Regions from separate parts of the Homo sapiens genome. Here region 1 is linked to region 2. The links are chromatin contacts, found by Hi-C in ENCODE. All regions are on one chromosome and are shown on one strand. Each heading gives the region's core, a stretch centred on a gene start or an enhancer-like site at or near the end of the contact. The rest is flanking DNA. Distances are from core to core; before and after follow the strand shown. Region 1 overlaps IGF1R (insulin like growth factor 1 receptor). Region 2 holds the start of ARRDC4 (arrestin domain containing 4).

What was found. Hi-C counts contacts between places; a loop is a spot of excess contacts on that map. Pooled maps may share reads with other maps.
Region 1: a loop to region 2 is called in a pooled map, with 11 times the contacts of the local background. The contact joins the enhancer-like site here to the promoter of ARRDC4 in region 2. A Hi-C loop is called at or near these places in 6 of 168 maps with a recorded cell type or tissue (CD4-positive, alpha-beta memory T cell, HCT116, IMR-90 and 3 more) and 13 of 50 pooled maps.

The regions. Positions count from the first base shown.
Region 1 is chr15:98,864,250-98,867,428 of GRCh38, reverse strand. All of the region lies in intron 2 of IGF1R (insulin like growth factor 1 receptor), which reads right to left. Among named protein-coding and RNA genes, the nearest start is that of MIR4714, 81 kb to the right of the region's middle. Within about 2 kb of position 1,293, at least 34 of the 41 ENCODE cell types and tissues checked have a DNase peak (open chromatin) inside an H3K27ac peak, as active enhancers do; they include IMR-90 and natural killer cell, where a contact is called at or near this core.
Region 2 is chr15:97,959,007-97,962,521 of GRCh38, reverse strand. ARRDC4 (arrestin domain containing 4) reads right to left here and starts at 1,819. Exons shown (of 8, transcript NM_183376.3): 1 at 1,354-1,819. The coding sequence starts at 1,660.

The DNA of each region.
Region 1 (3,179 bases), core at 44-2,543, 910 kb before region 2:
GGGGTGGGGCTTCTCGAATTTATGTATTTCAACAGAAAATTATAAATCACTACTCATATTAATATATAACTTAAAATTCTTAAAAATTAGCTCAGTGCTTTTTGCCTTTAAGAAATATTTTAATTAAACAAACCCAATTTGTTTTAAAACTTCACAGAACGAGGTTCAGAAAGTGGCTTTTGTTGCTGCGCAAAGTTGATGCCTACGGATCATCTATTCCTAAAGTTGTTTAGAATGGGTTATTTCTCTCTCTCTCTCTCTCTCTCTCTCTCTCCCCCTTTCTCTCCTGGCACAAGGAAGTTTTACACCATCTACAATCCCTCCGTTAGATTAAAAAAAAATAAACCTCCATTGTGAGAGGCGCCATTGGTGTCTGCCTCCTTGTCTTCCAGTCACAAATGGAGAGGCGGGCTGAAGAACAGCTTCACTGCTCAGGATGTCATGAATTTAAAAAAGTGTAGCAATGGTGCTTGGCCAGACAGAGTGGAAAACAAAGCCTCAGTCATTTGTTTAAACAAATTCACAAAAACAAAAACACTTCCTCCACGTACCCGTACCCAGTGAATTCTAAAAAGGATCACACATTTAGTATGACTTTTAAAACTTTCACTTTCACACATTAAAAACAACATGATGGGAGCAAACAAGCGGACATCACCCCTCACTCGTGCTTATCTATTTCTGGTTTCATTAAGCTGCCGAAACGACCGCCAGCGCTTCCTCTCATCCCAACAGGAAAATTTCATGGCTCCTGAAGGTCTGAGTCAGACTGGAAAGCTCATGAATATTCTGAGTTTCTGGAGCTGATGCAAGGACGTCACTATAATTGATGACCAGGCAGAGCTATCTACTACACGTTTGAACCACTCCTCTGAAATAATTTATCAGAAGTTAGATTTTCGTTTCTAAAGCTATTAATAACAAGAGTCTGTTTCTGATTTTTAAGATGAAGTTCAATCTTTCAAGCCATTCTGCTTTTCAATAAATTCCCTCTATTTGCAGAGGCCCGCATTAATATACTCCTTGCTTTACTGCATTTTAATAAAGGTGATGAGAAAATAAACCGAAGAGAACCTGAAGCTTCCCACATGCAATGGGAAGAAAGCAGCGTGCTGCAGATTTAAATCAGGATCTGCATTTACTGGGTACACGGAAGTGAAGAGAGTACGTGCATCTGTGTGGTGGCGGCGGGGGACAGAGACAGAGGCGTCTTCCTGTGGACGGCAGGAGCGTCCTGGGCTGTTCCGCTGAGATTTGGGCTCTGAGTCATGGGGTGCTCGCGTGGAACAGTAAGACCGAGTTCAACTGAGAACGCCCGCACGTATCCTATGTTAATTTTTCTTTTGCAAACACATTTGCATCTTTTACTTTCATTTTAAACTGCGCCCCGTGCATATGTGCACTACCAACCCATCCGGGTGACGGGCAAGTTGTATCTACTCTGGGAGCCTCCTCCTGCCTGCGAGGCAAGTGGCGACCCCAGAGCGGGAGGTGGGAGCCCCCTTTTCTTACGGTTCTCGGACCGCAGATTTTCCATCAACACTCAATTAGGTTTAAAGATACACTAGGGTGTGTACTGAGATAGTTCAAAATGATTTCCTTCCAACATAAAATGGATCGTGAACCACGGGAATCCTGAGCCCTCCACTTCCCAGCGAGGCAGCATGACTGGTGCTGTGAGACGGATCCACCAGTGATCGAAACCGCGTTCTGCTAGGGAAATTGAGGTTTGGACCACGTGGTCAAGGACAAATGAAAAACCTTTTACGCATTTCCAAATATCAAAATTAAAGAATTAAAAGAGAAAAAAACCCCAAGGAGTTCATATCTTCCCAAACCACAAAGCCACGCCCGGGCCCCACTCCCTTTTCTATCCACTTTAGCACATGCCGAAGCCCAGCGTGGCCTGGGACCACGTGAGGGACGGTGGGCGTGGCCGGGGCGCAGTCACGTGGCCGCTATGCACGCCGAGCCCCACCTCCAGCCAGCCCCTCCTTGGCGGCTGCAGGAGCCCAGCCAGCGATCCAGGCGGCGTTTCCAAACCCAGATCCACGCCTGTACCTGCAATGACTTACAGGATATTTTAGGAATTAGTCCAACATATCCTTTGGGATATCCTTTGGGGTCTGTAAGTAATACTCAAATAGATTTTACCTATCTCGCTGTATTCTGCAGCCAACTTTAAAACATTCATCTGGAAACTGCAAACACAAAATAACCCTTAGTGCATGATATTGTGAATTCTGTGCCCGTCTCCCCTTCAAAAGCTATATAGTATATACTTAGTACACAAACTAACTCAGAATCATGTATCCTACTGTAAGGAGTCCTCTTTGGTCCAGCAAGCATGTGTGATCTGATACCTAGCCTACTGAGATGCCTACGATTCTTTTCTTCACATCTCCCAAATATAACAGCTACATTTCAGACTCCTAAAATTTAATTTGGAATGAGTTACAAATATCAGTGAGGAAAAACGAGGGCCACAGGAAGCTTAGTATAGCTTGCACGCTCTTGTGTGAGGGCCATAATAAAATTACAAACTGGGATGGATTGCATGATATTTAAAAAATTTAGCCATTCGGTTTCATCAAACAGAAGCATGAGATTTGATAAAATGTTACACTTGAGGAGTATAAATCTTTTTTATTTTAAAAATAATAGAAAAGACCACATAGAGTAAAATCAAAGAATACAACAGACAATTTTTTAAAACTTTCTTTTGGCTAAAGAGTTATTTTTAGGCTGAGCGCTGTGGCTCCCGCCTGTAATCACAGCCCTTTGGGAGGCCGACTGGAGAAGATAGCTTGAGGCCAGGAGTTCAAGAGGGACCTGGGCAACACAGACCCCATCTCTACGAAAAATTAAAAAATTAGCTGGGCATGGTGGCACACGCCTGTAGTGGCAGTTACTCAGGAGGCTGAGGTGGGAGCATTAACTTAAACCTGGGAGGTTGAGGCTCCTGCTCCAGTGAGCTATGAGAGCAACACTGCACTCCAGCCTGGGTGACAGGCCAAGATGTCTCAAACAACAAGTGATTTTAGTATTTCAGTGATGGAAAATTCTGAATAATGATTTCTTCATACCAATTAGATTTGGGACTGCTGAAATTTAATTAAATAGGGGGCCTCCTCCAACTTGTTTGCCATGTTGGTAATGTTTGCCTATTTATTTGAGAC
Region 2 (3,515 bases), core at 570-3,069:
ACATCTATTGACTCAGCAGTTATAGGCCCAGAGATACAGTCCAAAGTCCTGGACAAAAATCAATGTATGTCTCACTCCCAAGGTCCTTGACTCCATTCGGCCATCTTGCAAATTGTATTGTCTGCTTCCACTGGGGCCTGGGTTGATCCTGGAAGCCATACTGAGGAAAGTGCATGAAGGAGTAAGAACTATCACTAACACACTGTTCCCATTGATCCAAAAGGCAGTTTTGGTTCCAAATATAGTTTTCCTCACTACAATTTTGGGATGACTCAGATGATCACTTACCTCGAGGAGTTCACTGTGTCCACAGTAGGATAGGGCAAAACCACATATTCTATTATATTTTGTATAAGACATAGCACATAGATATAATGCGTTTACTCTTCAAGGAGAGGAGGTGCATACCATTGTTTTATTTGATAGATAAAAGCTCATGGCAAAAACGTAAAAGTTTAAACTAGTTTCCATCCATGAAATGAGTAAGACTCATGGTTCTTAGTATTTTCGTGACTAAAGGGATCCAATTTTGGTATCTAATATTAATGAAACGCTCATGTAGTGTGTCCCCACATGGGTACTTCTGGAAAAGTCTACACTGTGAACTGGACTTCACCAAAGTGAGCAGGAAGGGAAATCCCGACACGCCCTGATGCTCTTGTCTCTAAAGGCATTTTGAGTGGAGAGAAGTGGGGGAGAGGGGAAGAAGCGGGTAGGAGGGGAGGAGGAGGATGGGGAGGAAGAGGATGCGGAGGAAACAGCAGCAGTATCAGGTAGAGGTACAACTCTTACTAAGTTGCCCTGCTCCCCAGAAGAGGGAAACCAAGCATGATGATCAAGTCTGGAAAACACTTCCTTTGAACTCCTACCCCTCAGAAACTACTTCCCTATTCCCCAAACCAAATTTCTGCTAATTCATCATGAACCAAGAACGTATGCAGGATAGGGAGGAGTGGAGGCCATAGGACACGGGCACCGCAGAATGGAACCTCATAGCCGCCGGTTCCACCGTCCCTTTCTTGGACCAGAAGGAACAGGACCTAGATTTCTGGATCCCCCATTGTCCAATCACAGGTTCCCACCGCACCCAATGGCCCCCTCCCGTCGCGGTCCTAGAAAATCCCGAGCCACTGGTCCCGGTCAGGCCCGGCGGGCCAGGGGCGGGGCGCCAGGAAGAGCTGCGCACCCAGGACTTGCGGTCTCTCCTTACCCGCGAGGGTAGGCCGGACCCCACCCCCGGAAGCCCGCCCTGATCTCACCTGCCAGGTGGGCATCCCGAGGGTGCGCGGCCTCCCAGCCCCTCCCCGGCCCCGCAGCCTGGCGGGGGAACCCCAGGCGCTCGCCTGCGCTTACCGGCCGGGGGCTCCCGCAGGCTGAGGCGCACGTTCAGGTACTCCACCTCCGAGAAGACAGCCAGGGCCGCGGTGCTGGCCGAGGCGCGGGGGCAGGTGCTCGGGCCCCAGGCGGCGGTGGCGCGCCCCTGGGCCTCCAGGCGCAGCGCGCGCAGGGCCACCGGCTCGGACGCCTCCAGCAGCACGTGCCCGGCCACTGTCTCGCCGCTGGAATAGCAGCCCTTGCGCTCGTCCTCGAACACCAGACCCAGGCTCTTCACGCGGCCCTCGGCACCCACGGCCGCCGCGCACCCAGCCTCCCCGCCCATCCCGCCGGGCGACTCTTTCCTGCCCCTGAGGTCGGCAGAGGCCCGGAGCCGGGGTCGCGAGCACAGCGGCGCCGCTGTCACAGGCGCTCGCGGCAGGGTAAGGCCGCCGCGGCAGCCGTGCGGTACCCGATGGGGCACCGGCTCGCCGAGAGGCCTGTCGCTTTAACAAACCCAGTTGGGCCTGGAAAAGGGCCGGGACAGCCCACCCCCGGCGGGCGGCCATTGGTCAGCTGCGAGCCCTGCTTCTTGCTGATTTGTTGTAGATGGTCACTGAGTCATTTCATTGGCGCTCCCACGCGTGGGTGGGCGCAGGAAGGCCGTGCGTGATCAGGGAGTGTTGGCCAATCGGGAGGCTCCGGCGTGCACGTGCACAGGCCGTTTACTGGCTGAGGCCAGGCACAGTCCTGGAGCCCTGGCCAATAGTGAGGCGGTGCGCCCATGTGGACAGACAGTGGGAAACAGTATCTGTCAGGGAGGGGGCGGAACAGGGTTATCTCCGGCTCTCAGCGTGTCAGCCGTTCCCATAGTTACGAACGGGGGCGGGGTTTCTAGCAGCGTAAGGACTTTGCAGGAGCCACTGGGTTCTCGCTAAAGCATGAAGTTGTGGCTGTAACTGGCTTGTGTTTATGATTACATCTGCAATACTCGAGGGGAAATAGATGCTCTGGGAAACGGAACTCGGCAATATTTCCTTTTGAGATCTTGGGGGCCGGCCGCATCGGGACTTTAATGAATGACTTGGAATCTTCTAACCTCCAGGTTTTTGATCACCGCCTCTCCCAGGTTTCAGAATTCCCAGCCCATGTAAGAGCCATAGATAAGAAAAATGAGGGTTGTGGTTTTAAACCTGATACATCCCCTAAGGAGTTCTCCTCCTAAGCTCCGCAGTGTCGCTGTTAGGAATAGCTGGAACTCTGATTCTTCCTGCTGTAAATAAGATCATGAATCACATTGTTTTTGAACAACATCTGTCACTCAAGTTTCTGCCCCACCCGAAAGTTTCCTGACATCATTGTCATATCCACAGAAATTTCCAATTGCCTTGATGACTTGTTCCTCACGCCCAAGTTTCCTCCGGCTTGTCCTGCTACATTTTCCTTTTCAACCTTCCATTTTTTCTCTGTTCTGTTTTTTACCATCTTGCATAGCTGTCATTAGCTGGTCATCATTTTCTTAACTTTTAAGTTGTCCCCTTATCGACATGCCACGTTTGTGAGCTGTTATGTATTGATTAATCTCACAATGAAATTTAGCAATTTTCCTAAAAAAAAAACCTCAAAGTAAAGGTTGCTCTACTACCCTCGTTGAGTTTAGATTATTAATGTGGAGATTTAGTAAAGTTTTATAAGTTCAAAATTTCCTTATTACCTCTCAGAGAAAGTGGAAAAGTCACAAATTAGGCTCTGTGTAAAGTTCAGAAATAGTTGCTATTCTCTGACCATTTCGTCTAGAATAGCTCCCTACATGATCTTACTCTGCCTACTTTTTTTTTTATATAACACAACGTGACCTTACGTGTTTATCTATGTATTATCCATCCCACTCATTTGAAACACAGAACTTGTTCTCATTCGTTTTTTGACCTCTAGGGCCTAACACAGATCTTAGCATACAGTAAGTGCTCAATAAATGTTGAGTGATTGAATGATGTATCCTAACCGTGTAGTAGTATTGGCTCTGCAATACATGAATAGTGTTCTGCCTCTTACTCTACTAAACTTTCACTGTCTCCAGGCAATGGTTCCCTCCAAATTAAGTGGCTGGGAGAGGGAGAAAAGGACAATGGTCCTAACGGTAATGAAAGGACAAAATGGCAGGTTTTGCATTCTGTACTGGGAAAGACCAGACTCTCTGT